Regions from separate parts of the Homo sapiens genome. Here regions 1, 2 and 4 are each linked to region 3. A link is an interaction called in ENCODE POLR2A ChIA-PET data of the cell type or tissue named here. Cell type or tissue: MCF 10A. All regions are shown on one strand. Links, peaks and the distances in the headings refer to the core of each region. The heading gives the core; the rest is flanking DNA.

Region 1 (7,752 bases), core at 1,456-5,455, 170 kb before region 3:
TCAACACATCGCGGTGGTAGGTCTGCTCCTTCCCCACATGGCACTGGGTATGGGGCCTTCCAGTGTCCCCTTGGCACCATGCCTGCCACATACTGTGGGCTATCCCCATTGGCACCAGGCCGCACACGGGAGGACTCAGACACCCTGCTGGACTCTAGCCAAGCTCTGAATGGCTCTTCCCACTGGCCTGAGGCCATCAACTGGGCACCTCTGGGTTTGGGCCCCTGGGACCATCCATTTACTCTAAGGGCCCATGGGACCACCCTCCCGCCCCCTCTGTGCCCACAGACAACCACGCACCATCATTTTATGGACCACGGGAAAAGGTCAGAAGCTTTTGTAAAACTAGGTGCAATGTGCAAACTATCTAAAAATGAAAATGAACGTCCTTCCCCTCCGGTCACCAGGACAATCCTGTCCCACTGGTTAAATTTTCATTTGTGTTCCAATCGAGGGCGCAAACCCCAGAAACTTTCTGAATTGTTTCTCTCCCCAGCTGTCTACTGGCCTCTTGCTCTCTTTCCAACTCTTTCTTTCTTGGCTTCTTTTTTTAATTATTATTATTTTATTTTTTATTTCCCCCTCTTGGTCAGGTTAAAGCGCTCCTGAGGGGTGATTGACGGGGGTTGCCATGGAGACCCCGGCTTGAAAAAAAGCCTCGTTAGTTGCCAACTCTGTGTGTTGTTGTTTTACAACTGTGACCGACCGTCACATGAGAGGGGGGACAGCTGGGGGCCGGGCTGCACAAAGGGGAATGGCTTTTTAATGGAGTGCCTGGCCGGCGCTTGAAGACTCAATAAAGAGTTGCTGGTGAGTCCCCTCGCTGGGCCGGGCCCAGCACACGGGGGCCGCAGGCCCTTTGTTCCACAGGAGCTGGGATGGGAAAGTTGGGAAAACCAGCCCCTGAGAGGTGAAAACAAGAGGCCTTCCCCCCCCACTCTCCGGACAGCTATTTTCTGTCACTCTCACGGTGCCCGGACCGAGGGGACAAAACCCTGTCTTGGACAGGCTGCCATGCTGGGGGAGGCGGTTGGGAGGCAGCTGGGGGAAGGGGAGTGGGGAGGAGAGGGAAGGGGTGGGGAGGAGGGGGCGGCCGGCCTGCGGCTCCTGCCCCCCAGGCCCTCGGCGTTGAAGGCAGGTGGCCAATGGGAAACTAGGCCGCTGCAGGGCGGGAGGCCAGAGGGCCCAAGACAGGCCTGCGCTGGCGCTAATGGGAAGCAAGACGGCTGCAGGGGGGCTTCCTGGGGGAGGAGGACCAGGCTCTTCTAGCTGTGGGCCAGGAGCATGCACACATTCACAGGCTGGCACTGCGGGGCAGCCGGGCCCAGGTGGCTCCTCTCCCTCTCCCCGGCCACCCCATGAGAACTCCCCCACCCCCTTAGCTATCTTTCCCACCGCAGCTCCTCATCTGTCCCGGACAGTCCAGGGAGCCAGGAGGAGTTGCTGAGTGGCAGTCCACCATCAGGCCAAGAACTCAGCCCCTTCAGATGGCAGAAACCAAGTGCCAGAGCCCTGGGGGGCTTAGGGGAGCAGTTCGCAAAGCGTGGTCCGCAGGCCTCTTCCCGAGACCCTCTCAGGAGGCCATAAAGTCCCCATAGTGGAACACAGTTTCTACGTGCCCTATTCAACGTGGGGACATTACGCTGACAGCGCAAAGGCAGCGGGTGAGCGGAACTGCCGGCGTCCCGGCACAGACCACAGCAGTGTGTGAGAAGGCATGTGTTCCTCAGCACACGCCCTTCCAGCTCGAGAAAAGCCATATTCACTTTATTTTATTTTTTTTTTTATTTTTGACATGGAGTCTCGCTCTGTCGCCCAGGCTGGAGTGCAGCGGTGCTATCTCAGCTCACTGCAACTTCCGCCTCCCAGGTTTAAGCAATTCTCTGCCTTAGCCTCCAGAGTAGCTGGGACTACAGGCCTGTGCCACCACAACTGGCTAATTTTTGTATTTTTAGTAGAGATGGGGTTTCACCATGTTGGCCAGGCTGGTCTCGAACTCCTGGCCTCAAGTGATCCACTCGCCTTAGCCTCCCAAAGTGCTGGGATTACAAGCCATATTCACTTTATTTATTTATTTATTTATTTTTCAGACAGGATCTTGCTCTGTCACCCAGGCTGGAGTGCAGTGGTGTGATCTCGGGTCGCTGCAACCTCTGCCTCCCAGGTTCAAGCAATTCTTCTGCCTCAGCCTCCCGAGTAGCTGGAATTACAGGTGCCCACCACCTCAGGTGATCTGCCCGCCTCGGCCTCCCAAAGTGCTGGGATTACAGGTGTGAGCCACTGCGCCCGGCCCCATATTCACTTTAAAATGTCCTTGATGAAGCTGCAAATATGATTAACTTTTAGGAAGTCTTGACCCTCGAGTATGCATCCTTTGAATATTCGGGGAGGATGAAAGGGAAGCATGCCTAGGGCCTTCGAGTCCAATGCCTGTCTGAAGGACATGGACCCGTGTGACTGAGCTGAGAGTGGAACCAGCTGCCTGCTCCAGGGAACACCATCTTTACCTGAAAGAGTGACTGACAGACAAATTGTGATTTTTCAGATTTGAGTGTTTGGCAGCTATTTTCTCAAAAGTGGACAAAGTGGGCCTGTCACTTCCAGGGGAAAAAAACCTGACAATATTTGTTGCCAATGATAAAATCTGAGCTTTCCAGTGAAAATCAGACTTTTGGAAAACTTATATCTGCCACTGCAACCTTGACGGCATCCTAATACTTAACAGCTTTTCTGATGAGACCAGTAATGATACTAATGACTGTGATTTTTAAAAAACATCATATAGGCTGGGTATGGTGGCTCATGCCTGTAATCCTAGCACTTTGGGAGGCTGAGGTGGGTGGATCATGAGGTCAGGAGTTCAAGACCAGCCTGGACAACATAGTGAAACCCCATCTCTACTAAAAATACAAAAATTAACCGGGCATGGTGGCGTGTGCCTATAATCCCAGCTACTTGGGAGGCTGAGGCGGGAGAATCACTTGAACCCGGGAGGCAGAAGTTGCAGTGAGCCAACATTTCACCACTGCACACCAGCTTGGGCGACAGAGCTAGACTCCGTCTAAAAAAAAAAATCATATAATGAAATGTGTCAACACTCTGAAGACCTGCATTCCTCAGTGAGCCAGTATTTTCCACATAACTGATGTGTGAGGTTACAAAGTCTCACATCAGGGAATGAGTCATTCAAAGTGCTCATAGAGCAGCTTGAGCAACATAGTGAGATCCCATCTTTACAAAATAAATAAATAAATAATTTAGCTGGGCGTGGTGGCTCATGCCTGTAATCTCAGCACTTTGGGAGGCCGAAGCAGGAGGATCACTTGAGCTCAGGAGTTTGCGACCAGCCTGGGAAACACAGTGAGACCTTATCTCTACTAAAAATAAAAAAAAAGTAGCCAGGCATTGTGGCATGCGCCTGTGCTCCCAGCTACTTGGGAGGCTGAGGTGGGAGAATCCTTTGACCTGGGAGGTTGAGGCTGCAGTGAGCTCTGATTGCGCCACTGAACTCCAGCCTGGGTGACAGAAAGAGACCCTGACTTAAAAACAGAAACAAAACACACACAGAAAAACAAAACGAAGTGCTTATAGATCAGTGGGGTTTACTGAAACAGTACACAAAGTTCATTGATGTGGTTTCAGATTCCACCTTGGAACTAACCTGTGAGAGTCTGTGATAGTCTGCAAAGGCCCTTGAGATACTCCTGCCTTTGCCAACTACACATCTGTCTCCAGCTGGATTTTCTTCATAGACTTCAACCAAAACAACCTATCAGAAAGGTTATGCGAAAGAAACTTGCCAAAAAATGTAAAGCAACTCCACTCTTCTCACTAAAATTTTGTTTTGGAAAATACAGTTATTCTCAAAAATATGTTCTTTATGTTAACACATCATGGACTTATTGCTGTTATTTTTTAAATGAATTAATAAATAATGATTTTTAAAATTTCTCAGTTTTAATGTCTTAATATGCTAAATATCCATATATATAATCCATGCAGGCCAGGCATGATGACTCATGCCTGTAATCCCAGCACTTTGGGAGGGTGAGGCGGGAGGGTCACCTGAAGTCAGGAGTTCGAGACCAGCCTGGCCAACGTAGTGAAACTCAGTCTCTACTAAAAATATAAAAATTAGCCAGGTGTGGTGGCACAGGCCTGTAGTCCTAGCTACTTGGGAGGCTGAGGCAGGAGAATCACTTGAACTCGGGAGGCAGAGGTTGCAGTGAGCCGAGTGCAACTGCACTCCAGCCTGGGTGACAGAGCAAGACTCCGTCTCAAAAAAAAAAAAAAAAGAAAATATATATATATATATTCCACACAAACCAAAACTTTAAGAGCCCCAATACTTTTTAAGATCATAAAGGGTCACTGAGACCAACAGGTGTGAGAACCACTGTCTTGGGGAACTAGGGGCAGAAAATACACGTGGTGGAACGCAGTGGAGTAGGGCTTCAGCTGCGATGATTCTCTGGCCCACAGCTGGCCTTAGAGGTGGTGTGGGCCTGCTTCACTGATGCTGCCAGGATATCTGAGGGGAATTACACATCACATCCTAGGTGAGAGATTCAACCTCGGGCAGGATGGTGACCCTGGGATGCAGAGGCAGAGGAGGGGGAGATGGTCCTACAAGTAGTAAAAGAATCACCCGGGGAGGTGGCCCCTTCTGCCTTGGACTTGAAAAGGGTCTGGCTCCCATGGTGGCAGCAGCAGTGCAGGGGACGTGGGATCCAGGTGAGGTAACACTGCCCTGGGCCACACTTGCCCCATCAGGGCATAAGGAGGAGCTGGTGGAGAGGGTGCCTAAGAATTTAGAGCCGAACAGGGAGTCTTGCCACCAGTGTGCAATTCACAGGATGCCCTGGGCCCCTTCCCAGGGACGTGTTAATTATCTTCCCCCACTGGTCCCTGGGGGTAACCAGGCTGGAAATGAGCAAAGGCGGGCTCTGGCTCACCTTGCTCTGTTCTGCCTGGGAAAGCCCATGGTCCTCGGCCCCAGGCTTGGCTCTAGAGCAGAGATGTGGAATTTTCCAGGGAAACTTCAAAATCATCACTGAGAGGGGAAGACATTTGAAAACTGATCTTAAAGAGGAGAAAGGAAAGAAAGAGGGCAGGCCAGGCTTCCCAGGGTCGCCTCCAGCACGGGGGACTAGATGTGAAAGACAAGGCTGTGTGTTTTCATTTCACACCCAGAGTCCCCAGGACAGGACCCAAACTTGACCTGGGGCCCCAGATCATCCTTCCTCCAAGAATGTGAAGCTCAGGGACACACAGGCTCTGTGGCCTCTGCTGAGAGTGGCATGTCCGACCAGCTAAACCTCTGTGTCCAGAGACCCTGACACTCGCCACTGCCGAGAGGAAGCTCATGGTACAGCACCCTACCAGGGCCACCTGCACGCCTGTCCATCCCACACACTTCCCAAGAGCTGGCTTTGTATCAGGGACCACATTAAATGCTAGAGGCTCTTCAGGGACAATGGCAAAAAGGGCTCCACCCTCACTGGTCCCTGCTCTCAGAGGTGAGCAGAGAAGTTACCGGGCAACTATAACTCAGGGACGGGCACTGAGACTGTAAAGCTGTGGGAATATATGAAGAGAGGCCCAACTCAGTCTCCACTAATCCTGGAAGGCTTTTGGGAGGAGGTGGCATCTATGATAAGACCTGGAAGATGAGCTCAGAGGAACCAGTACAGTGTAGTCAGTACTGGGCAGCCTGGACTCTGGGGACACAGCTGGGTTGGAATCCTTCCCTGCTACTTCTTAGCTCTGGGATCCCCAGCCTTGGCCCCCTCTTCTATAAAATCAGAGGTGATATTGGCACCTGCCTCACAGGGCTGCTGAAGGAGAGTCCATGAAATAATGCAGCTAAAGGGCGTGGCACAGCACTTGGCACATACTAAGCAGTGAATAAATGTTAACTGTTACATTAATAACTAGCGAAAGTGCTAGTCTCACCCCTAACAGGTCCACCTGGCCAGGCCCCCAGGCCGACCCAACCAGGCAGAGCCACCAGCCCAGGAGGAGCGCTGGTACATCCCCAGCCCTGCTCTCTCAAAGTACAACAGCACACATGGGTGGGAGGGGACAACCCCAGGGCCTGCCCGAGCAGATGACAGGCAGAGGTGGCAGCCGCCCCCCTTCCTGAGCCTGTGGAGTACTGAGCACCACTCATGCTGATCTCAAGGAGTGTGTCTTCCAGCACCGAAACTCCAAGTCACCTGCCTGGGAAGAAGCAAGAAAAAAAAAAAAAAAAATCCCATGGCCGTGCCCTCCCTTGGAAAAAAAAAAAATTCTAGGAAACAAAATACAACGACATCTTTTTATTTTGTTTTTTTTCGGTAATTATACTAAAGATGAAAAACTCATAATAAACATCTCCCAGTCCCCACCTGCTAACAGTAATTATAATAGACTCAACAATAAATGGTAAAGCAGGGCAGAGCTGCATCTCGGGAATTCTCTAGGGCATGTGGATTAGCTCGGAAAGCCTGAATGATTAAAATACACTAATTAAAATTTTGTGTTCCTTGGTAACTCGTCTGCCTGGGCCCCTGGTGTTGGCAAAATGGGAATTAACGTGACAAAAGCAACACAGAGGGTTTTTGTTTTAAGTAAAGAAAAAAAGAGAGAGAGAAAGAGAGAGAGAGGGAGAAGGGAAGATCTATATAAACAAGTTAGACACCAGGAGAGAAGAAAGGCAATGTGGTTTTCTCTCTTTCTCTAACCGGAGCACCACAATGTTTGGGGGTGGAAGGTGTATGGCACAGTCCATGCCATTAAGGAGAGGGCCCTTTACACCTGCCCTGGGGTGCCACGGAGGATCTGAGGAGCATGCATCTAGGGGTCACTGTTTAAAAACAATTACTGGAGAGAAGAGGGTGGGAGAGAGAGAAGTGGGGGGCCACAAGGGCCCACCCAGTCCGGCTTTCCAGAGGCATCCCTTGAGGGCGGCCACATACTCTCAACTCCCCGCCCCATGACCAACGGGACCCTGGGAGGACGCAAGGGAGCTTCTACCCCATTGCAGTTGCACAAAAGAAATTGAACACTTTTGAGTTGCCCTTAGCAACCTAATTGCATCAGTACATTGCACACAGGAGCCAAAGTAACTGAATTTTGATGAAAAGACGGCGGTAATTTACGGCATCACAAAATTAGTTGTCATGGCGACGGGTTAATTACATCTCAAATTAACAATGCAAGTGTGGTGAAATTAAATATAAATCATATTTTCTGCATAAATTATAGGGGTTGATTAGACCGGGGCTCTGGGAGAGGGAAAGGTTGAGCCGCCACGGGCCCCAAGCTGCATTCTGAGCTGACGAGAGAGGCGCCTGCAAACGCAGGCGAGGCCCGGGAGCTCTGGGAGGGGACGGGGGACTGGCGGAGTCAGGCGCCAGGGCTGCCTCCCTCTGCTCCCGCTGCCACTTGCAGGCTCAGCCAGCTCCACGCAGCGCCAGGGCTGTCCCCAAAGTTTGGATCAAACTTTGCCTGGGGGAGGGGGTGTGCTGCAGGAAGGAGGGATGGCTGGTGCCTCTTAGCCAAGTGCCACGGACAGAAGTTTTGCCTTTACCCATCCCAAATGACTCTCCCGGTTTCTGTGCCCTGAGCTCTCAGAGAACCCACCACAGATGGCCAGCTGAACCCTCAGTTCCTTCGGTTAAATGAGGTCAAATGCTTTTCAAGTCACGGGCATCTGCCTACCAAGGGACAGGCCCAGTGTCATCTGACAGGCCATCAGTGCCTCGCTCT
Region 2 (7,752 bases), core at 1,771-5,770, 390 kb before region 3:
TCTTCCCTCCCAGCTCTCCTTTCTTTTATGGTTTGTAGTTATAACCGAGATTTATGCTTGTTGCTCCACAAATCTTCTCTCTGCCATTATGAGTTTGTCTGAACAGTCTAGAGATGGGGCCGACACTGAGTGATTCTTGAAGTAAATCTATCCAGGGGCACTCCTTGACAGTCAGAGGCAGAGAGGAACTAACTCATAGCCCCCAGTGGAGCAGGAGTCTGGATAAATTACCCCTGTCAGGAAGAAGACATGCTGCCACTTTTGTGACCTCTTGCCTTCACAGTGACCCTGGGGGCACAGCTCTCCTGTTTGTGTGCAGAGTGTGTGGGGCGGTGCTCTGGGTCAGCGATCATTCCCTTTACCCAGCTGTGTCTGCCAAGAGGCCTTTCTCTCTGTGTTGGCCCAGCCAGGCCCGTGGCAAGTGGGTCTTTAGGACCAGGGCCACTTTTTGCAGCCGTATGGTAGCAAGGAGTTGCTGACAATCAAGCACACAAGTTGATTGATTCCTTTTCCTTTTCCTTTCCTTTCCTTTCCTTTCTTTATTTTCTTTCTTTCCTTTTCCTTTTCTCTTCTTTCCTTCCCTCCCCTCCCCTCCCCTCTCCTCTTTTTGTTTCACTCTGTCAACCAGGCTGGAGTGCAGTGGTGCCATCTTGGCTCACTGCAACCTCCGCCTCCCAGGGTCAAGCTGTTCTCCTGCCTCCTCCTCAGTAGCTGAGATTACAGGTGTGCGCCACCACACCCAGCTAAGTTTTTGTATTTTTAGTAGAGACGGAGTTTCAACATGTTGGCCAGGCTGGTCTCAAAACTCCTGACCTCAAGTGATTTGCCCACCTTGGCCTCCCTCCCAAAGTGTTGGAATTACAGGCATGAGCCACCATACCTGGCCAATGATTATTTCTATAAATGGTTTCATTTAACTAGCATTTACCGACAGTGGATTTTGATGGAGAAGGAGAATAAAGAACAGGTATTAAACATCTTTTAGGCTAGGTATGGTGGCTCACACCTGTAATCCCAGCACCTTGCGAGGCTGAGGCAAGAGAATTGCTTGAGCCCAGGAGTTTTGAGATCAGCCTGGGCAACGTGACGAGGTGCCATCTCTATAAAAAATGCAAAAATTAGTGGGACATGTGGCTCGAGCCTGTAGTCCCAGCTACTCTGGAGGCTGAGGCAGGAGGATTGCATCAACCCAGGAGATTGTGATTACAGTGAGTCTGGGTGACAGAGCGAGACCTGTCTCAAAAACAAAACACAATCTTTTTTCCCCCCCTTTACCATACTTTTCCTTTGCTGTATCTTGTTGTCTTGTGTGTACTTTGAAATTTTTATTTTATTTAAATTTTATTTAAATTTTTATAGAGACAGGGTCCCACCGTGTTGGCCAGGCTGGTCACAGTCTCCTGGGCTCAAGTGAACCTTCTCTTTAGCCTCCCAGAGTGCCAAGATTACAGGTGTGAGCCACCCGGCCCAGCTTGTGTGTATTTTTTTTTTTTTTGAGACGGAGTCTTGCTCCGTTGCCCAGGCTGGAGTGCAGTGGCATGATCATGGTTCACTACAACCTCCGCCTCCCGGGTTCAAGTGATTCTTGTGCCTCAGCTTCCTGAGTAGCTGGGATCACAGGTGTGTGCCACCATGCCCAGCTAATCTTTGTATTTTTAGTAAAGACAGGGTTTTGCCATGTTGGCCAGGCTGGTCTTGAACTCCTGGCCTCAAGTGATCTGCCCGCCTCAGCCTCCCAAAGTGCTGGGATTACAGGCTTATGTGTACTTTTGAGAGTCGTTTAGAGTCTTTTGTGAAATGAAGCAGGGGTATCAATAAGAACATATTTTTAAAACTGTGTCAAGAGCTTGCATTTGGCATCCCTGTCTGACCAACTTGCTGTTTGGGTCCCATGGAACGTACTCACCAGGCTCTTGGTGCTCTGAACAAGGCAGGTCCTCAGCCAGTCTCTCCCACACTCATCTGTACCCCAGGAGCTAGTTTGTCCCTAAACCTGTGTCCTTGTATTAAACATGATGTCAACAGGTGAACTAAGAGTGTGAAGAGAGGGTTCTGCAAATATAATGTGTTCTTTTTTTGTGTGTTTTTTTGAGATGGAGTTTCGCTCTTGTTGCTGCCCAGGCTGGAGTGCAATGGCATGATCTTGCTCACTGCAACCTCTGCCTCCCAGGTTCAAGTGATTCTCCTGTCTCAGCCTCCTGAGTAGCTGGGATTACAGGCATGCGCCGCCATGCCCGGCTAATTTTTTGTATTTTTAGAGACGAGGTTTCTGTATGTTGGTCAGGCTGGTCTTGAACTTGCGACCTCAGGTGATCCGCCCGCCTCGGCCTCCCAAAGTTCTGGGATTACAGGCGTGAGCCACCACGCCTGGCTATAATGTGTTCTATAAAAAGAAATGTGAAAAGAAAGTTTTATGAAAACTAAGTTAAATGCTTTGCTAAATGTGAATTGCTAAAAACATTGCTGTCAAATTAGGTGTGAGCGAGATGACAGTTAAACATTAGAGGAAGATCATAAACATCTAGAAGGATTCTGTACTTTGATTGCTTTACTGATGTCTTGAAGTTCTTACTTTGCTTTAGAAATTGTGGAGGCTGTGTTATGGGTAGGGTTTATGCAAGAAAGACGTCTGGGAACTTCAGTCTGTGGGCCCACACTCAAAGCAAAGGGCTTGGCTTTACATCAAAAGATCAGCAGTGACTGAATGTTTATAGGTTTTCAGTTAATAGAAAATGTTTTCAGTATGTGGAGCAGGTTCCATTTTTGATTCCCTGCTTTAACTGATTTTTTGATTAACCGAACAATTACTAGCTCCGATCACATAGGCCAGGAGGGCTTCTACTCTGTAATATTCTGGCCTCGCTGTTGGTGTCTTTATTTTGGTCTCGCTGTTGGTGTCTTTATTTTGGTTACTTTGTTTGATTCCAACAAATTTGTGAGAATTACTCATTTTGCAGTGAGGAGACTGAGCCCAGAGCATTCAAGTTCCTACAGCTAAGAAGTGGCAGGACTGGGATTGAAAGCTGGTGTCCATGCTGCTGAACCTGTGCAGACGGGGAGAGCAGGTATGGGTGCGGTGTGGACCGCGCTGTCAGGCACACTAGCGTGCGTGCGGGGCGCCCGCTGCACAAACGTATCTTCAGCCGATGCTCAGTGCTGCCTGGTGATTCTGTACCTCCTTTCTGAGGCTGCTGCCTTAGTGTGCTCTCCGTGGTTGGAGTCTTTTGTGTGCATCTTAGCTGTTGAAAAGGCGCCTATTAATTTATCACAGGTGATGTGTGCCTCCTTGTGCTCAGAGGAGGCGTCTGCACCCATGTACCTCACTAATGACAGGTTATGGGATGGAGAGGAGATAATAGGATCTTTTCATGTGATGTCTATATAGCAAGGTGCTATGCCCCTGGTAGCTTCTAGGGGGCAGCAGCCGCTTGTTGTTCTGTCTCTTGCTGGCGGGGAGAAGGTTGGACAATTGAGCAATTTGCTCTGGACTCCAGCTCTTAAAGTGGTGCCTGCAGGTCTCCAGGGAGTCACTGGAATCCGCATAAGTAAAGAAAATACAATATCCAGGATCTTTTATTTCTACTTTCTCTGCCCCCTCAGGTAAATCCTTTATCTGTGTTTCTATCAACATCCACAAATTCCTCATTGTCAGAGTTAAGGCAGCAAAGTTCACCTGCTTTGAAGATAAGAGAATAGAGATGTCTTTAAGAGAGTAAAATCTTTCTGTCAGATCTTACTTGTTGCCAAGAGCTAGACATTGATAACCCACTCAAATAATGTTTAGAGGTTTTGAAACTTTCCCCCATGGGCACGTGTCTTTAATTCTGTTGGGAATACCACTGTCATATGGTTGATTACCTGTTCTTCCTGTCAGCATTTCCCCCCAACCCCACTCCCTCCCCCTATCCAAACTAGTCTTACAGAGGTTTCTCTTCAATTCTAAATGACTTATTTCAGAAACACATGAAGGGGAACATTGCAGATGTGCCATTTTTTTGTTTTTTGTTTTTGTTTTTTTTTTGAGACGGAGTCTCGCTCTGTCACCCAGGCTGGAGTACAGTGGTGCGATCTCGGCTGTCTGCAAGCTCCGCCTCCCGGATTCATGCCATTCTCCTGCCTCAGCCTCCCGAGTAGCTGGGACTACAGGCGCCCGCCACCATGCCCTGCTAATTTTTTTGTATTTTTAGTAGAGACGGGGTTTCACTGTGTTAGCCAGGATGGTCTCGATCTCCTGACCTCGGCCTCCCAAAGTGCTGGGGTTACAGGCGTGAGCTGCCGCGCCCGGCCTTGGATGTGCCAGATTTTTAGATTGGGGGCCCAAGACTGACATATGGGCAACTTGTGCCTTGTCAGAGTGAGTCCCAGCTCCCTCCCCCCCAGAAGTGCACCTCCTACTGTGCCCTCTGAATGCTCCTGCCTGCCAGATCTTCCAGCTGTGTGGCTGAGGCAGGTGCCCAGGAGGAGAAAGGCTGGTTGCAGGCAGAACCAGATGGTTGCAGTCCACACGGGGAAGCAAATTGGCCGTGACATTTCAGCCATGTGAGGTTTATTTAGGATTAGCTAAGAATTCTCAGCCTTGACTCCACTGAGGGAGGAGCGGGTGACCTAGGGCCACTTTCTTGTGGCTTTGCATTCTTTCAGGCTTTCATCTGAAGATCCCAGGGTACTGGGGAAGGGTGGGAGTTTCCATCCAGCTCCACTGCAGAGAGTGGCATTCCTGAAAGACAAAGGCATGCCTCCTTTTTTTTTTTGAGACGGAGTCTCGCTCTGTCGCCCAGGCTAGAGTGCAGTGGTGCGATCTCGGCTCACTGCAAACACCGCCTCCTAGGTTCACGCCATTCTCCTGCCTCAGCCTCCCGAGTAGCTGGGACTACAGGCGCCCGCCGCCACGTCCGGCTAATTTTTTTGTAATTTTTTTTTGTTGTTAGTAGAGATGGGGTTTCACCATGTCAGCCAGGATGGTCTCAATCTCCTGACCTCATGATCCGCCTGCCTCGGCCTCCCAAAGTGTTGGGATTACAGGCGTGAGCCACCGCGCCCGGCAAAGGCATGCCTCTTAACCTCACCTCTCCAGCTCTCTGTTGTCTGAAAAATGGCAGTTAATAGAATTTGTTAATAAACAGAAGAAATAACGAGAAATAGTGGCACATCATTTGACAGTAAGGTGGTTTATAATTTCTGTTTATCAAATGATTCTCATTATTATTATTTCTATTGGATTTTTGAAGAATTCAGCCTGGTCCCCAGAGCCCCATTTGTAAGGCATTTTATTTCTTTATAATATCTAGAAATAACTTCAGTTCCAGTGAAATCCAGATCTGTGGTCCCATCCCACTCCCCAGCCCTGGTTCTCTCCCCTTCCTCTCTGCTTGTCTTCTGTGACCTCAGCGGGCTCCATCAGGTGGGGGTATCCCCTACTGACCAGACTGGCAGAGCTAATGCCGGCTGGAGGAACGCTGCCGTGTTTGTTTTTGCAGTTCCTGGATTTGGTTTAATGTACAATTGATTTTTTAAATGTATTTAATCATTTTTTTCTTACCTCTTAAGGATTAACCTGCACAAACCTCATTTTATCCTAAGTGTGGCTTTGGGAGGAAGGGAGGAGAAAATTGAGTTTCTCCAGCTTATTTTATTCTTTTACGCTTTATTTTCCAAATGGCTTTTCCTGCCGAAGCAGCTTTGTATAATACAATGTATTTTCGTGGCCATTACTTACTCATTACTAACTGGTCTCTCCTGCTTCCCTTTGTCTGTGAACTAAATACAGGGGGCCTCAAGATAATTGGTAGCTCCATCACTGACCCACCAATTATAGATCAGCAGGGAAGGCAGCCCAGGGATGGTTTGTGGTTGGCACAGGCTGCCCACCTAGAAATGTGAGTTATTCTCTACCTGCCACCAAGTTGGGCTTGACTAGATCGATCCTTTCCTAATTTTGGACTTTGGCATCTCTAATTGCATCACACGGCTCCCTGGTTTACAGGTTTCAGCCTCATTTCATCCCTACACGTGCTGCTGGTGTCTTTCTTAGTTCATGCCTCCTTGGCATGTCTACAAAGTATTAATTTGCAGAGGTTTTGTTTGTATTTTCCTTTGAGGTTCCCTGGTGCCTAGAATGGTTAGATGGCAGGCTGCAGATAAATAATTCTGTTGAAACAGCAGGTTTCTGTGCATTTTTGTCTGGTGTGTCCAAGTAAAGGCAAGTCTTTGTGGGCACCATATTAAGCCCCCTTTTTGAGCATTTATCTGATTTGTGTTCCAGCTTATCTACTTTGCTCTGGCATGGAGAAGGAAAAGTCCCATTTCCTGCTAGGCTGCCAGGCACTTATGTAAGACTTTTAGGTGCCAAAGTAGGAAAGGAGTCCCTGTGTTGTATGGCCGTATATATTTTGCATGTGTGTTTCCTGGCTGTTTGGCACCTAGGCACTTTGCTAAGCCCTGTATGGGTTGGGCATATACCGTATTGCTCAGCTCCTGGCAGAAAATAGGCACTCATACATATTTGTGGAATGAGTGAGTGTGTGTGCTCACTTATGTGCGATGGAGATGATGAGCCAAGGAGTTGGATTGCACAGTTGCTGCCTGGCGTCCTGCTAGGAACTTAGGGTGCAACATTCCCACTGGGCCACACATATGCCGATGTTCAGTGGATGACTGCTACGCAAGCAACATAAAGAGGCCATTTTATGAAAGGGAACATCAGAGGAAACATTATAACTGAGACCTTTATAGCCTTTCCATTATTATGGTTTAAATCTTGACAGTCTTTATTTGCAATGACACTGGGACCAGTAAAGACAATGCTCACTCCCACCTCCTCGTTCTCCACATCCTGTTCCGTAGCTGTGGTGCACCGATAGGCATCGTTAAATGTGCAGGCAGCAGAGCTGCTGGTTTGTCTAGAAACAGCCCCTTTTGACTCAGAAGTTGGAACCCAGATGACTCACCATTCTATTTGTTTTATTGCAACTGTCATTTCATAAAATGCCCTGACAGCTTTAAACTGTAAATGCCAAAGTGAGGTTTTTGTCTTTTTTATTTTGTTATCTCCTGTTTTTTCTAATCTTTTATATTTCTATTTTCTCCTTTCTTTTCAGACTTATTTTCTCTTTCATTACTGTCTCTTTCTCTGTCCCTCCCTTCCTTCCTGCCTCCCCCCTTTGATGACTCTAATGGCATGAGTAGTTGAAGTGGTTTTTGCTAACATCATGGTGCGTTCTTTCCAGCTTTAATGCTATCTGATTGAGCGTGTCTCCCCTCAGATTTTTGTGTAGGGTTTAGAAATGGAAATGACCATGCACATCAGAGTTTAAATTTTCCTAGGAAAGTCTGCCATGAACTGTAGGACCTATAACTTCTAGAGATGGAGGGACCCCTGACATCTGTGGACTATGGACTCCTGACTTCTGTGGACTCTAGAATTTATGACTTCTGTGGATTGTGGGGCCTCTGACTTCCATAGACCGTGGGACTGTGACTTCTGTGGACCCAGGGACCTCTGAATTCCATGGACTGTGAGACCTCTGACTTCTGTGGCCTGTGAGATCTCTGACCTCTGTGGCCCGTGGGACCTCTGACTTCTGTGGTCTCTGGGACCTGTGACCTCTTTGACTTCCAAGTCTTCTGTGGACTGCAGGACCTCATCAACACGTGTATTGCCAGAAGAGAGGCTTGATTGTGTTAACCTGTTTCTCTCCAGAGGTGTCACATACTAGAATTTCTGCTCAGTCTTATGGCTTAGGTGGGGTGTTG
Region 3 (7,752 bases), core at 1,451-5,450:
TCCCTTCCTCCAAGAAGTCCTCCATGATTCTCAATCCAGGCGGAAGTCATCCCCTTCTCGGGCAATGCTAGAAAAAGCTGCTTCCCCACCCCCCACGCCTCCACCACCACTACACACGCACCTGTGCCAGGCCCAAAAGCTTGGGGAAAAATGTGACAAACGGAGAGGGCTCTGGCCTGTTTTTCCGGAGCATCCTGAATCCAGGTGACCTCTTGGGACTTGCTCACTGCTGCCAACTCACCCAGGGTCTGAATCATTTTCTCTTCTTGGGTTTCAGTTTGCCTGTCTCTCCAATAGGAACAGGAGACAAGAAAACCCTCCTTCCCTGTTGTTGAAGGTGTCGCTGTCTTTGTGTCCACTGCTGGGGCAGCCGCATGGAGCGGGGTTTGCTTGGAGTCCACTCATATTAGCGCGTTTCCAGGACACCATGGCCCTGTGTGAGGTGCTCATGTTTGTGGGTATGAGGCCTTGAGGACCTGACCCTGAGACCTGTGAATCCTGGCGAGTGTGTGTGTGTGTGTGTGTGTGTGTGTCTGTCTGTCTGTCTTTGGGCATATGTACCCATGACTCTCGAATGGCTCAGAGCTCCCTCCTTCCCCCTCAGGTCCCGAGGGAGTTCGGCAGGCCTGGCCGTAGGGCAGGAGTCCCAGGCAGACTGGGGCCAGCTCAGCCCAGGATACAGCCTCTCCCTGCCCTTCCGCATCCCCAGCCCAGCTGCAGAATTCAGACTAAGTGAGGGAGGACTCATGTTCCCTGGGGTGAGCCACACCAGCCACATCCTCTAACGGGGTGACCAGGAGTCCCAGGGGTCAGAGGGCCCCCTCAAGGGCTGTCAGACCCCAGGGCCCTGGACCTGCTGTAGGAAAGCCCCATAAGGCCCTCCCTGCCCTCCCACAGCAGGCACAGCGGGGAACACCTCACACCCTGCCCAGAGGGACCTGGCCTTGACTCACAGCCACAAGCAAATGGAGTGAGGATCCCCTGGCGCCCCGGCTCCCCGCCCCCACCCTTGGGGCTGCTCTTCCCGCAAAATCAATCATCCTGCCACTGTTTGCGGGAAGTGGGGGCCGGCAGGAGGCCTCGCAGGGCCCTGGCTCCCTTGCAGGGTGACAGCTCTTGAGTGCTGCCCCGGCTCACTGGTGATGCTGGGGGCCTGGCAAAGCACTACCGAGAGAATCCCATCCTGACCTCTGGACCCCTTCCCAGCTGGCCAACCAGGCCCAGGGCTGAGAGGGCGGGGTGGTGGGAGTTACCCCGGGGCTACTGCCAAGGGTGCAGCAGACAGGGCCTTGGAGACAGAGGAGCCCCCCAGAGGCCAGGGTGGAAGGAAGTAGCAGGAGGGCGTGTGGAAGTAGCTTGAGCTGTGTTAAGTGTCTCTTCCATCTCTTCCACAGGATGTATGACCTGATTCATTCATTCGTGGGTTCAGGGGGAGGTGACCAAAGACTTCACAGTCCTCCAGGAGCTGGAATGTTATGATGCAGGGGTCTTGACTGGCGGTGGGGGTGGGCCAGGGTGATGAGCAAGGGTCCCAAAGACTTCCTCCCTCAATTGGCCTCGGCTGCCTGGATTCCACCATAGAGAGCCATTGCCTGACCCCAGGGAGGCGGCCCTCCCGCTCTCCTTCTGTCCACATGAACATGCCCCATGGCTGGGGAACAGACCAGGAGCTGCCAGGTCTCTGGTACCCTCTGCTGCCACCATGACTCTTCGTAAAAACAATAATTGAAGCCTCACACTCAAAGAAGGCTTTAGGACATAGAAAATACCCTGTAGGGGGCCGGGCGCGGTGGCTCATACCTGTAATCCCAGCACTTTGGGAGGCTGAGGGGGCGGATCACTTGAGGTCAGGACTTTGAGATGAGACTTGCCAACATGGTGAAACCCTGTCTCTACTAAAAATACAAAAATTAGCCATGCGCGATGGCACACGCCTGTAATCACAGCTACTCAGGAGGCTGAGGTAGGAGAATCCCCTGAATCCGGGAGGCAGAGGTTGCAGTGAACTGAGATCGCATCACTGCACTCCGGTCTGGGTGACAAGAGCAAGACTGTCTCAAAGAGAGAGAGAGAGAAAGGGAGGAAGGGAGGGAGGAAGGAAGAAAGGAAGGAAGGAAGGAAGGGTCCTGTGGGGGGTCAGTGGGGGAGCAGATGTAATGATTTTCACCCCATTTTGCAGATGAGGAAACTGAGTCTTGGAGAAGTCGGGCTGCCTGAATGAATGAGCAAATGGCAACACGTTGGGGCAGTTAGAGCGCAGGGAGGAGGAGGAGGAAGAGGAGGCGCTGGGTGTGTGATGGGGATGTGGGGGTGCTGAAGTTGGGGGCAGGAGAACATCTCCCAGTTGATGTGTTCTCGTGGGAAGAGCACTGCACTGGGAGTCCTGCGGCCTGGTAGAGCCCTGGCTCCTGTACTGACACGTTGAGCAAGCCCTGCCTCTTCCCTGGGCCTCCACCTCCCCCTCTGTAAAATGGAGTTAATAGCCCTGCCCTGCCCCGTGGGGATGTTGCAGGGAGCAAACCAGTGCTACTGGATGGGAAAGGGCTTTGGAAACCGCAGGGAACTGCCAGCGCACCAGAGTCATCTGCCCACGTCTGCCTCCCGGCCTCGCAGTCCTGGGGGAGGCAGCCCAGCTGGATCTCGGGGTCTAGAGCGTGGACCTTTGCCCAACTTTGGAGTTCCAGAGCCTAACCTCTCTGGGCTCCACTGGGCTCAGCAGCCTCCCCTCCAGGCTGTGAGCTCAGGGGACCTGGAGAGGCAGCCCGAGATCCACCCAGAGCCTCCTCCACCTTCCCCAGTACCTGGGACGGGGGTGTGTGTGGCGGGGATGGCAGGCCGGGCTGCCAATGTGAGTATTAGCTGGCATGAAATAATTTGATGGTGGTGATAAAGGCTGGGCTGCCCGGGGCCCCAGAGCCCCACCCAGCTCCCCCCGCCCACAATTCCGCCCCCTGCCAATAACATCGAGGCTGAGCTGTCTGGGTTCCGGCTCACCATTCTCAGGTGATGAAATCCCGGCTCAATCAGGCTGGCTAGCGCTGCAGTTACCAAATCGCTATAATTGAGATTAATTTGGGGGCTGATTGGGTCAGCCCTTGCAGGCACCCATTAATTAGTAGGGGAGGCTCAAAGCCCCAACAGCTGGGCCCTGCACCCAGTGGAGCCTGAGGCCACTGTGGAGGGGGGCACTGAGAGATGCCCAGGTAGGTGTGTGTTCCAGAGGAGGGGGCAAGCTGGACAGAGCCTCACCCACCCCATGCCACTCCCGCCTCCTACCCAGTCCTAAGCTCGCTCCCACGCGCAGGAGGGGAGGGGACAGCAGAGCCTTTGACTCAGGCCCAGAGGCAGCTCTGGGTCTCTAAGGGTTAAAGGGCTCATTACAAGGGTGGGGAGAGGTGGAGAGGGTGCTCAGGGCTCCTTGGACTTCAAACAGCTCTTGCAAAACTTCTAGATGAGTTAAGTGCAAATGAATTTGAAACAGACAATGAAGTTCCCTTTAGAGACACCTGGGCAGAAAAATGAAGGGAAAAGCGCCTTAGGGAGAGCTCGTTTGTGGATTTTTTTTTCCTGAACCCAAAACACACAGGGAAAAACAAACCCACCCGTCTACTCGTCTACTCCGGGTGCCAGAGGCGGGCAGGCACGCCCTGACTCAGTGCTGGGCTGGCAGCAAGTTGGGCACACACGTGAGGCCCGGGCACACGCTGGGGAGTGGGGGGCAGCGGCACAGACGTGTGTGCAGAGCCGGAAGTTCCGGGCACACAAGTGTGGAAGTGGCACTGGTCCTGGAAAGGAGCGGAGCCCCTAGGCATGGGAGGATGAGGCGGCAGGGAGAGGGCATACGTGTGTGGGTAGCTGGAAGGAGGCCAGATGAGGGTGAGGGGGCAGGGCCCATTTGGGGTGAGGGGCAGAGCTCAGGCCCCGCCCCCCAGGGGCCCTGGCACCCTGGTCACGTGAGTGCTCCTGACCCCGGGGTGGGGCCCTCCCAATTGCCAGGTGGGTGAGGTGTCAGAGTGGGGGCCTCTGGGCCTGCCTGTCCCTCCCCACTCACCCGACTTGCTCCGGTTAATTGCCCGGTGCTTTGTTTTTTCCCTGTGAATCTCACAGAGGGACAAAAGCAAGTTCTGAGTCACCAGGAACCGCCTCCCGCTTCTGCCCACGCTGGAGCCTGGTCCCCACCCCACTCCGAGAACCCAAGGACCCCGAGGTGGTGGGGTCTGGCCCAGGTTGACTTGTGGGAGCCCTGGACCCTGCCGGGTCTGTGAGGTGTCCCCACCGCTGACCAGCACCCCTGGGGCCCAGGCATGTGGCTTCCCTGGGGGCCCTGATGGAGCAGCCTCCTCCCTGTGGCGCATTTGCAATTCATGGCTCCAGCCGAGATTGCATTAGGGCCTGGCTGTCACTCGTGATGAATGTCGCTTGTTTTCCAGAAAAAAACAGGCCCTGGATCCAGAGTGACAGGGCTTCAGGAGGCACCGGCCCTCCCTTCCGTGCCTGAGGACCGGGGCATGGCGGGTGTCCCCAGTGGTCTGTCAGCAGCCTCAGAACCTGACTCCTTCGGGGGCTCTTGAGGATCCCAAATAGGAGCTCTCCCCCAATTCCAGCTCCCCAGGCCTGTCTTCCCATCCCTCAGGTTCTCCCAACAGCCCTGTGGGAGGAATGCTGCTAGAGCAGCTCCACTGGACAGATGAGCAAATTGAGGCCTGCAGGAAAAGGGAAGGTAGGCGCAAGTGCGTGGGCTGGAGGGGAACTGGAGAGGGGTCCAGGGATCTAAAAGCTCAGAGAGGTTCCTGAGGGGGAAGTCTGGGAGACAATCTTAGGGGAAGTGGATTGCAGGGGTGGGAGGTGAAGAGACTCCTTGCAGGCTCTGGCTCTCCCTACTACATCCTGTCTGTGGGGCTGGGCGGCTACCCCGGGACCCAGGACTGCCGTCTGCCCACACCTTGCCCAAGCTCTGCACTCTCTCTTCCTGGCAACTCTTTCTGTCCAGAAGACGGGGGTCCCACAGGTCTCAGGCTCTGGGCTGTGCCTTCTGGCAGCCAGTAGCTTCCATGAAGGCAAAGGAAATGCATTCCTTCCCATCCCAACTCTAATCAGGCCCACAACCGGGCTGGGGGGACGGGGATCTGGGGTGCGGGAATTACCTGGAGGTCTCAGCTGGGCTCCCTCCCACCTGTCCCTCCCCCTTCTCAAAGAGCTCGCGTTCCCCAGGACTTTGGGAACACAGAAGCCCAGATAGGCCTCCACTGTGGCTCAAGGGCTCACAGTGGCTCCCACTTTCCCAAATTTTACTCTGTTTCATCTCTGTTCCTGCCCTCACCATCTGGGAACCACAGCCTTGAAGAGTGGCAGACAGAAGAAAAGAATTCTATCCATGAGTGTCTTGTCAGGCCCATTCCCGGGAAAAAGAACTATGTTCACCGTGCCCCTTCACCTCCGAGATTGAAACAATTTAGGCAGGAGATGAAATGGGTCATGTGAATCCTCTTATCACAGGTGAGGAAACTGAGGCCGGGGGTTCAGAGCAAGAGACAGAGGTTCTGTCCTCTGTTGAAAGTAGTGGCTTTTTGTTTTGTTTTGTTTTTTGTTTTTTTGTTGTTGTTTGTTTGTTTTTCTGAGACGGGATCTCACTCTGTCACCCAGGCTGGAGTGCAGTAGCGTGATCTCGGTTCACTGCAACCTCTGCCTCCCAGGTTCAAGCAATCTTCCCGCCTCAGCCTCCCAAATAGCTGGGATTACAAGCGTGAGCCACCACACCTGGCTAATTTTTGCATTTTTAATAGAGACAGGGTTTTGCTATGTTGGCCAGGCTGGTCTCAAACTCCTGGCCTCAAGTGATCCTCCCACCTCAGCCTCCCAAAGTGCTGGGATTACAGGCATGAGCCACCGCCCCCAGCCGAAAATAGTGTTTTGTTCACTGGTGTATCTCTGTGCCTAGAACAGGGTCTGGTATGGAGTAGGCATTTGCTGAATGAGCGAATGAATGAGTAGTGGCCTTAGCAGGACACAGGAAGCTCTGGGCTGCTGGGGAGGCTGAGCCATGAAGTCTGGCACTCGGGCCCTTCATGCCCCCTCAACTGCCTCCCCCTTGGTCTGGGGATAGGCAACCTGCTGCCTGCTGACACAGTCCCATGGGTGTCCCTGTTGCAAAGCCAGCTGATGGGATGGGGGCCTCGCTTTCCCCCAGTCAGAGTCCAGGTTCCAAGGTGCCCAAAGCTCCACAGCCCCAAACCCACCCAAAGGGACCAAGGCAGTGCAGGCCAGAAGGAAAAAAATACAAAACACCCTTCACTGGAGGTCTGGAGCCTGAGGCTGGGCCCAGATGGGCCACTGTAATCACAGCTCCTTGTGTGCCAGCACCGTGCTAGGCGGGCACTCATTGTGTCATTTCCTCCCCGTGACAGTGTGCTAAGCCGGGTGCTGTCTTCTGCTCATTATACACCTGACCACATCCCTGGAATGGCTGGGCCCCTACTGCTGTCCTTGCGCATGAAACAGCTGGGGAGCCAGCCCCTCTGGTGGCCCTCCCCTCCCCAGGTAGAGCCCCTGTCCTGTCCCGGCATTTTTGCCCAATGTGGAAAGCCTTGCCCAGAAGGCCAGGCGTCAGCTCCTGCCAGCTGCCTGCCCCATTTGTTCCAGGGCGGCCCCAGGGGCATCCTCACAGTCGTCCAACACTCAGGTTTTCCTTGGCAGCAGGGCTAGAGGAACAGCTCTGCATCCATGTCAGTGACCCCACTCCCTCTGCCGCAGCCCCAGTCCCCAGTGTCTGGAGGCCAAACGGTTTTCCAGAAGCCAACCCTGCTGAGTCCCTGACCCTTCCCTGTATGGGCAGATGTTGGTCCCATCTCCTACGATGTGAACAGCTGAACTGCACTCTGGAGCAGGCCAGAAGCCAAGGCTCAGAGGCAACATTGTCCCCACCTCCAACTGCACCTTCCAAGCGAGGCATGGAGCCAGGCAAAGAGAACACTGGCTCTAGAATGAGCTGGGTTCAAATCCCAACACTGTCCCCTCGTAGCTGTGTGACCTTGGACAAATGGCTTCCCCACTTTGAGCCTCAGCTTTCTCATCTGTAAAATGGGCATGGCCGTGTCTCACATCACACAGCGGCTATGGGGCTCCCGGGAGCTACATGCAGGCATTGGATTCTACACACTTGGTGTGTGGGCACCATCCCTCCAGGCCCTGGTCCCCATCCACCCCTGTCATCTGTGCCTGCTGCTGTGCCACTTCTACCACCGTCTATCAGAGCCAGCTGTGCCTGCCGCCATCGGGGCACCATGCCCAGCCCCATATACCCCGGGGGCCCTGCCACGCCCTGTCCTCCCTGCAGCCCACACCATCCAGCCTGCCTCAGGCTCCCAGATGAGAAGACTCCCGCAGCACCCCCAGGTCCCAAGGGCACCCTCTTTATCTTCACCCACGGGGGCCTTCTGCACCCCCAGGGACTCCTCACCAAGATCTGGGACCCAGGGGCCATGCCGGAAGCCCCTCTGCTCCCAGAGGGCAGCCCCCGCCCCTCCGCTACTCTGCCCGGCTGGTACCACATCCTGCCGCAGCCCTGCGTCTATTTCATCAGGCCAAGGATTGCTTTTTAAATAAATCTAAAAAACTCCACTTCCTCCTTGGCAAGTTCATTTTAAGTCATTTTATCTCTTTCCCCCCTATATTTTTCCCAAATAATGTGATTAAGTGACTCAGCGCCGGCTGCCTCTGGCAGGCCTGGTCTCTAATTCAGTTTGAGGACGGCCA
Region 4 (7,752 bases), core at 3,008-7,007, 260 kb before region 3:
CTCGTGGGCCGCAGGCGCCGTGATGTCCATGTGCCTGTGTGGACACAAGGGCTTCGGAAATAGGAAGCCCTGGGCAGTCCCTGCGGGTGCGACCTCCATGTACCTGCTCCGCCCTGCCCCTCCCTCTGCTGGGGAGGGAGGAGGCCATGTGGTTGGGCTCAGAGACTTGGTGTTGGGGCTGTTTTGTCTCAGATGTTTCGCTTTTGGCCCCTGCAGCAAACCCTTCTTAATGCTGGGAACACAGGTCCTGCTAAAGTGACGGGTTTCCAGGCCCGGGCCGCCCCCGCTCACTCAAGAGTCCCTGGGACCCGGCTGCCTCCACCTGCTGGAGGGACCCCTGGAGCAGGTCCACCCCCACCCACTGGAGGGTCCCTGGGAGCAGGTCTGCCCCTACCCACTGGAGGGTCCCCAGTACTGGGCTGCACCCACCCACTGGAGGGTCACCGGGAGCAGGCTGAACCCACCTGCTGGAGGGTCCAGCCCCAATCTGGTTTCTGGCCTGCGGGTTGTGTCTTTCATGCTTGTCACCTGGAAGGACACTCCTGCATTTCCTGTTTCCAGCTACGTGTTCCCCAGGGACGAGCGGAGCCCAGTTCAGTGTCACACTATGGCTTGTTCTCCTTTTTCCCTGGCCTCCTTGCTGTCCCTGAAGAAGCAGGTGTCTCAATTCCCAGGGGCTGCCACCCTCACCTGGACGAGGGGGTCCTGCCTACCAGGACCCCAGGAGTCCCAGTGTCTGGGAGCTGCGGTGGGCAGACAGGTGGGCCAGGCCTCGGCCTGGCTCTGGGGACAGTGACTGCCTGTGTCCCACCCTCAGACCTGCTGGGTCACAGGCCTGCATCTGGACGGATCGGTTCCTGAGGAGTCCCCGCCCCCTGTCATTTGCTGCCTGGTGGCCATTGTCTGTAACTTCTCAGAGGTCCCTCCTCCAGTGGGACTAGAAAGGGAGACCAGAGGGCAGATACCCTGGGAAGGAAGGGAAGCCAGGGCTGTGGGGTTGGTGCTGTGGAAGTGAAGTGCCAGCTTCCCGGCTCCATTTCTCCCTGGAGAGCTGGGGCCACCAAGAAAGGGATTCCCTGGGGCTTCACTATCCCTGGGGTGGGGGCAATGGAGACCTCACAGGGCAAGCACTCTCCATCCTGGGGGTCAGTGGGCTGGCACATCCCTGAGGCTCAAGCGTGGAGGAGAAACGGACAGAAACCTGGGCCCGGAGGCCTTTTGCCCCTGTGGGTCCTGAGCACCGAATTCGGCTTTTGAGGACAGAGTCTGGCGTGATTTCAGGGAGAGAAAAACCCCTCCCCAAAACGGCAGGAGTGCTGCCTAATAAAGCCAGCTGCTGGACCAGGGAAAACAGCCCTTTGAAAAAAAAAAGCCTTTCATTAGAAAAATAATGCATTTCATCCAAATAAGGTAAAAATATTCGGAATGGGGCAGAAGTAAGCAGCAGGCAGCGCCTGTCAGGCCCTTTCTGGAAGGGAGAAGATTATTAAACTCAATTACAATGTATTTTTATAAAGTGTCTTTTAGGAAAGAACTAGCCCCATGCTTGGAGGCCGGGGGACAGCTGCCCTGACCTCACCCCGGACCAGCTCCCTCGGTCCCCGGGGTCTGTCCCGGCTCCTCCGGTAACTCGCTGGTTCTGCCTTGGGCAGGGGCATCTACTTTGGGAAGGACAGGGGACCTCCCTTGGTGTTTGCGACTCGCAGGACAGGCCAGGAGGCGGGGGAGTTGCCTTCGGGGGATGGTAGGGTCTCCGCCCGCCTGGGGCTGCCAAGTCCTTCAAAAGCCAAGGCTCCCAGAGCCAGTCCCATCCCAGGACCCTGGCTGGGACAGGGAGCGCCTGGGTCAGGGGAAGGGGCTGCTGAGTTTGTACCCACAGGTGGGATGTGTAGCAAAGCCAATCCACATAGAAGGGGACAGAGATGCGAGAACCTGCCACCTGCCCATCGGCTCCCTGTGTGCCCACAGAGTCTCTTTCCCTCTTTCTTTGTTTTTAATAAACGCATCTGAGCAAGCTGTGTTCATCTTTCGGGGCCCTCACACCCAGGTACAGGTGGAAGAGTTTTCTAGAAGGTTTCGCTTCTGCCCTCCTGGCGGCCCAGCCAGGAGCATGGAGGCGCTGGGTCTCCGGCCTTGCCCCAGACCCCTCCCTCTCCAGGTGACCACCCTGTCCCTGCCCCAGACCCCAGGAGGGAAGGGGAGGGCAAGCAGGGGCCATTCTTCAATGGCCAGACATCTCTGTCCCCAGGAGTTGACTTAATTTGTCTTTTGTTTAAACTGGTTTCTGCCAAGGCACCAAAAGAAGAGGTCAGAGCCTCCAGACAGGGCAGGCACGGAGGCGCCAGTGAGACCTGCATGCAGGTGGGAGCTCCAGCCTCAGGTGAGGTGCGCTCCTGAGGTGTAGCACCCAGGTAGACCTGGAGGGCCTGGCCGCTCTTCCTCCTCCTGCTCCTTTGCTGTGTACAGGGGCTTCCCACCTAGGGACTGGCCACCGCCTGGCCAGGGGGAGCCACGCCCGAGCTGGCACATGCTGACATGCATGTGCGTGCACATGTGTGTGGCACCCTCACACTCACGCAGGGCCCAGTGGGCCCTTTTCAAGAGGTCCCCATGTCCTCCTCCAACACGTGCCCATTGCAGGCCACAGCTCAGACCACAGCCTTGGCACTCTCTTTAATGCAAAACGGGTCTGAAATCTCGCCTGGCATTGAGGGATGACTACCTGAATCATGAATAAACCTTAATAATTTACTTTCATTGAGCACTTTATAGTTTGTGTTCTCCTAGAAGAAGAAATGAGATACATGATATGTTCATCAGAAAGATGCCTGAAACCTTTCCTTGCTCCACGACAGATACTGGAAGGACCTTCTTTCAAGCGACAGGGTCATGGCTTTAAACACCACCATGACACTTGGCATCCAGATGCGTTATAGCCCCAGGGGGAGGAGCCAGCCTCAGGGAGGCTCCGGGCAGCGAGGTTCTTTCTTGGGGATCCCTGCCTCCTTCCAGTGGTGTGGGGCATGGGGCTTACTGGAGGCCAAGCCACTGGGTCCAGCTGCTCCAGCGCTGGCTGTGGGCCCCCTGGGAGCTGCCGATTCCTCCCTGACCTGCCCCAGAGGGTGCGGAGGCACCTCCCAGCAAGGATGGCCGGGGCCTGGCTGCTTCATTCTCAGACAAGGCTCTGGGATTCCAGCCCTTCAGAGGGCACTGCTGCCAGCCCTGGTCCTAGACCAACGCTACCTGTGGGGCCAGGGCCACCTCCCGTGACAGTGGATGGGCAGCTGGCCTTTGCCCAGTGGCCTGGTATGCTGCCCAGAAAGGGGGCTGCCTGTCGCCATGTCCAGGCTGGGGCAAGGCCGCTTCGTGAGCGCCAAGGCCCGGCGCCCACGGGTGACTCAGGTTGCTGGTGGCGCCCCTGCTGGGCCAGGTCCGTGGGAGGTGGGCAGGCCCCTGAGCTCAGCCCTGAGCCTGTGCGGCGGGTTCTGGCCCTTTCCAGGAGGTTGCAAAACACTTGAATTTGCCCCAGTTTGGGTGTAGGAGCATCACACACCACAGCTAATTAAATCCCAGAAGGAAAGCATGCTTTACTGCATTTCCTACTGAGTCCAACAAGCCACAGGGAGTGCCGTGGGACCTGGGCCCATCCCAACCCGCAGCTGCAGGCCCCCTCCCGGCTCTTGGGGGCGGTCTCAGAGTGGGCAACACATGCCTGGTGGGGGTACGAGCTTCTCTCCACCCTCTGGGGCGGGGCCTGGGATGTGGCATCATGGGCTGGCCTGGGTGCAGCGTCCTGAGGCCTTGAGATGCCTCTGAGAGGTCCCCGAGTCCCCGTTCCCCTTCCTTGGGCTGGACTCGGGGCCCTGCTTGTCGTGAGGTTGGTTGACCCTGGGTGTGGTCCATCCAGGCCCAGAAGACCAGGGGGCAGTTTTGGGGTCTGGCCAAGGTCAGCAAACCACCCTGAGTCCCCATTCTCCCTCCCCTGGGCCCCAGGAGTCAGTGCTGCCCCAGAGAGCTGCCCACTGTGCCGGAGCCTAGAGGGAGCTCTGTGGCTGCACCACCCACCCACCGGCTGCTCAGGGCTTGGCTCCCTGCCTCGCTTCAGGCCCCACGGGAGGCCCACCAGGGCCTGGGAAGCTCCAATAATGGTTTTAATTTGTTGAACTTGTGTTTTATCCCATAAATTAGTCACTGTTTTATTTAACAGAATCAAGATATCCGCAAACAATAGGCGAGTTCCAACTTGAACATTTTAATAAGACAGAAAAAAGTATATATTTTCATGTCTGTTACAAACATATTTATGTAAATAGCCTGTGGGCTGCATTCCAGGAGGAAAGAAGAAAGGGAGTGCCCGCGCGCCGGGGCTGGGCTGGAGACGCACTTCTGCGGTGGGAAATGACACAGGCCTGGGCGCTGTGGGCTGAGGCCACTCCCCTGCCGTCCCTGGTCCCTGGTGCCTGGTGCCTGGCCGGCTGGTGCCAGGCTCAGTGAGGGAGAAGCGTGCTGCGATAACCGAACCTCTCCAGCCCCCAAGTCTGCCTGTTTCCTCATCGGGCAAGTGGTTGTGACATCCCTGTGGCTGGGGTGTGATGAGCCGGTAAGACTCCTCAGCGTGGAAGAATGTGGCAGATCCCGCACACATCCCCTCCCCAAGGTCCCAGGAAGCTCCGGCCACCTGGAGTCCAGCTCAGGGAGGGGCTGCCAAGGTGATTCTCACGATGTGGTGTCGTGAGGAGCCGGCCATCAGTTGGAAGTGTCAAGACAAACTCTCGGAGCGCCTGGGAGGCCTGTACTCCAGGCTAGGTCTGGTGGACACTCCGGCCACTGTGCTTCCGAGGGAGCCAACCACGGTGCCACCAGGGCTGGCAGCTCAGGCTCTGGGCTGGTGGCTACGGACCCAGGAATTATCGGCCCCTTCTGGCTCTGCCACCCTGTGCTCCAGGCAGGAGTCGCGCCAGCATCCGGATTGGATCCGGGTACGCGCCGTTCCCAGCCCGGGCAGGTCCCTGCAGGAAGGAGGAAGGAGCCGAGGGAGGAGGCAGGAGGGTGGCCCTGCCAACGCCGGCCCAGCAGCCCAGGAGAGGAGAGGGTTGGCTGGGGTGGGGGTCCTGGGAGGCTGCAGGGCCTTTGTCCGACGACCCAGGCCTTGGTGTCAAATGGCTCTGCCCAAAGATGGCTCCTGAGCCCCAAGTGGGGGCTTCAAGCAGGGCTGGGGAGGAGGCTACCCTTCTGGCCAGGCCAGGAATGAGCCCCCTACCTCTGTCCCCAGCAGCCCGGGGACAAAACTGGTCTGTTCCCCGCTTTTCCTGCCAGGGTCGAAGGGTGCCCAACTCCTCCCGTCACCCCACCGGTGTAGCTGGGTCATGGCCAGCCGATTGGGGGCGATTTTAAGAATAAAAGATAACTTGATAGATTTTTTTCCAGTTTTTATTGAGTGAAAATGTCAAACCTTGCATCAGTCATGCAAAAAAAAAAAAAAAAATCAAATAAATAAAACACATATATTAAATTTCTAATAGCACTAAATTCAAGTGGAAAAATATTCAGTTCTTAATAACCAGGTGCCGAGGAGACCAGATTCAAGTAATCAGAGCACACGCTGTTCAGCTCGGGTTTCACGTTCTGTATTTTTTTTGTCTCAAAACCTCTCTATATATCTCTATATATCTATATATGTATATACATATAGATATATACACACACATATGTGCATACATATTATTTGATATTTATATATATACACATACATAGTTATAAAACATTAAAAAGAGCATTGGTGGATCAAGCATTGTTTCCCCACAGAAAGAAAATAAAACAAAAATTACACGTTAAAATTCAAAATGAGCTAGCAATGGCTTATAGTCCTAGTGTGCAATATGAAGTTTACAAAAGGCTAGACTCCGCACTGTCGGCATCTTCTTCTTTTCTTCTTTTTTTTTTTTAAGTTTGATTTTGCTACATTGAAAAAATGTTTGTGTGTGTGTGTTTTTTTTTCCTTTACAAAACTCCTTCCACAGACGCCCGGGGCCTGTGGCGGGTCACTGTCTGGGCAGATGCTCACAGCAGCACGTGGTGCCCACAGAGTTCAGGAGGCTCTGGTAGGGGCTGTTTTAGAAAATAACTGATTTCCTGTTGAATCAGGTACGCTCCGTGCGACCACTCCTCCCTCCCTGCTCCCTGTCCAGTTCGGGTGGTCCTGGCTTTCTGGCTGTGGGCAGCTGAGAGGACAAAAGAAAGGAAGAAAAAAGGGAAAAGTAAACCACTGCCCCCCAGTTGAGCCAGGTTCCTCCTGGAGACCTCTGGGGAGGAGGCTTCTGGATGACAGCCTCCCCGCCAGCCTTCCATTCCCTCCTAGGCCTGTTCTCTCCCGGTGGCCCAATCTGACACCAGCTGGTGGCCTGGAGTAGGGAAGGTGGGCAGGTGTGGCCTCGGGCAGCCTGCCCTCGCAGGGGACTCGGTCCCCGGGGACCTCAGAGCCACTGGCCAGGTGTGTGCCTGCCAGGTCAGGCCCTGGCCCGGGCTTCGATGGCATCATCATCTCCAGGAAGGGGGATGTTTTGCAAAGGGAACCCAATCTGGGTAGACTGCACCAGCGAAGAAGCATCCCAAACAAAGTAATAAAACAAACTGGAAAAAAAAAAAAGCCCTATAAAGCCACACGCATCACCAAGAGAGAACTCAAATGTTAAATTAACTACAAACTTGGATCAACAGTAATAGTCCTTTTTTCTTGTCTCTACAAAATTCAAGTTAAGAGTTGGAATCACGCAGCTCCCATCAGTGCTATTGTGAAGACAGACAGCCTCAAACAGTTAAGGCCTCTACAAAAACCCTGGACCAAATCCCACAGGATAAACGGGACTGAGCCTCCAACCTCAGGCCGGGCCCAGGCGGGTCTGCACTCTCACCACGCCTGCTTTCTTCCTTTTTGTTCTATGTAGAATAATAACCTTTACAGGAAAAATACTGTACAACTTTCTTGTATTTTTTTCCATTTTGAACATTAAAGCCAAAACCAGGCGCATCCTTCCTGTTTGCACCACCAGGGTGGCCGAGACCCCGCCCCGGCCCCCAGCGGGCTACTCTGGGTTTTGGACGCAGCCTCGGTTTCCCTGGGGCGGAGGCTGGGGCCAGGGAGTCGCCAAACAGACCCGACCCAGGCCTGGGGGAGCAGCCGGGCCCTGGGGTGGGGCTGAGCTGGAGCTCCGCGGCTGCTACTCCCGTGAGGCTTCCTCCACGGTCCCTGTAGTGTCACCCGTGCTGACTGCCTTCTGCCCGTCTCCCCCTGGGCAGGGGGGAGGATCCTAGCTGCATGAGGGAGGCCCCGCCAGCGGCTCCAGGAGCCACCCCGCCCTGGTGGCGCGCGGTGGGGGTCCCGGTGGCCCCCAGCGCCCGTCCCAGTCCTGAGCAATGGTCGCGGGGCCGAATCGGCCGCGGGGAGGGGCGCCGGGGCAGCGGCCGGGAGCTGCGCCGCATTCGCCCGGGACCCCTGCTCCTAGGTTCCCTACCCCGGGACAAGAGCACCTTCTGTTTCCCTGAAGAGACCCGGCCTCCCTAGAGCAGGGCCACCGCCGCCGCCTGTGTCCTCGGCCGCGGAGCACCAGAGGGGTCCCCGCCTCTGTCCTGAGACGGACTCGGGGTCCGGAAGCACCGGCGGGGCGCGGGGCTCTGCCCAGGGGCCGCTTCGCGCGGGGCGGCGCCGCTCCCGAGGCCGAGGCCGAGGCCGCCGCCAGGGCCACCCGCGGGCGC

The links. ChIA-PET counts read pairs that join two places held together with the same protein. Peaks named below come from ENCODE experiments on the same cell type or tissue, not always from the same donor. Only the 100,000 strongest peaks of a DNase experiment are listed, where the experiment ranks them.
Region 1: POLR2A ChIA-PET joins it to region 3 with 5 read pairs; 4 of 35 experiments call an interaction of 5 or more read pairs at or near these places.
Region 2: POLR2A ChIA-PET joins it to region 3 with 12 read pairs; 3 of 35 experiments call an interaction of 5 or more read pairs at or near these places.
Region 4: POLR2A ChIA-PET joins it to region 3 with 8 read pairs; 2 of 35 experiments call an interaction of 5 or more read pairs at or near these places.

Annotation. Positions count from the first base shown.
Region 1 is chr1:10,728,042-10,735,793 of GRCh38, forward strand. The region is part of intron 2 of CASZ1 (castor zinc finger 1); the gene reads right to left. Among named protein-coding and RNA genes, the nearest start is that of CASZ1, 65 kb to the right of the region's middle. RefSeq lists enhancers at 1-340, 341-1,137, 6,780-7,282, 7,008-7,752 and a silencer at 6,017-6,066. In MCF 10A, for the core only: no CTCF peak of the experiment used is centred there; a DNase peak (open chromatin) is centred at 3,150.
Region 2 is chr1:10,504,204-10,511,955 of GRCh38, forward strand. All of the region lies in intron 2 of PEX14 (peroxisomal biogenesis factor 14), which reads left to right. Among named protein-coding and RNA genes, the nearest start is that of PEX14, 33 kb to the left of the region's middle. RefSeq lists enhancers at 3,141-3,200, 3,231-3,290, 4,465-5,153. In MCF 10A, for the core only: a CTCF peak has its summit at 3,417; a DNase peak (open chromatin) is centred at 3,428.
Region 3 is chr1:10,897,515-10,905,266 of GRCh38, forward strand. No RefSeq gene overlaps it. Among named protein-coding and RNA genes, the nearest start is that of CIROZ, 81 kb to the right of the region's middle. RefSeq lists an enhancer at 7,558-7,752. In MCF 10A, for the core only: no CTCF peak of the experiment used is centred there; DNase peaks (open chromatin) are centred at 2,557, 2,927, 3,477 and 4,067.
Region 4 is chr1:10,631,188-10,638,939 of GRCh38, forward strand. It overlaps CASZ1 (castor zinc finger 1), which reads right to left. Exons shown (of 21, transcript NM_001079843.3): 21 at 5,417-7,752. Among named protein-coding and RNA genes, the nearest start is that of PEX14, 160 kb to the left of the region's middle. RefSeq lists enhancers at 1,847-2,810, 3,773-4,735. In MCF 10A, for the core only: no CTCF peak of the experiment used is centred there; DNase peaks (open chromatin) are centred at 3,664, 4,514 and 4,954.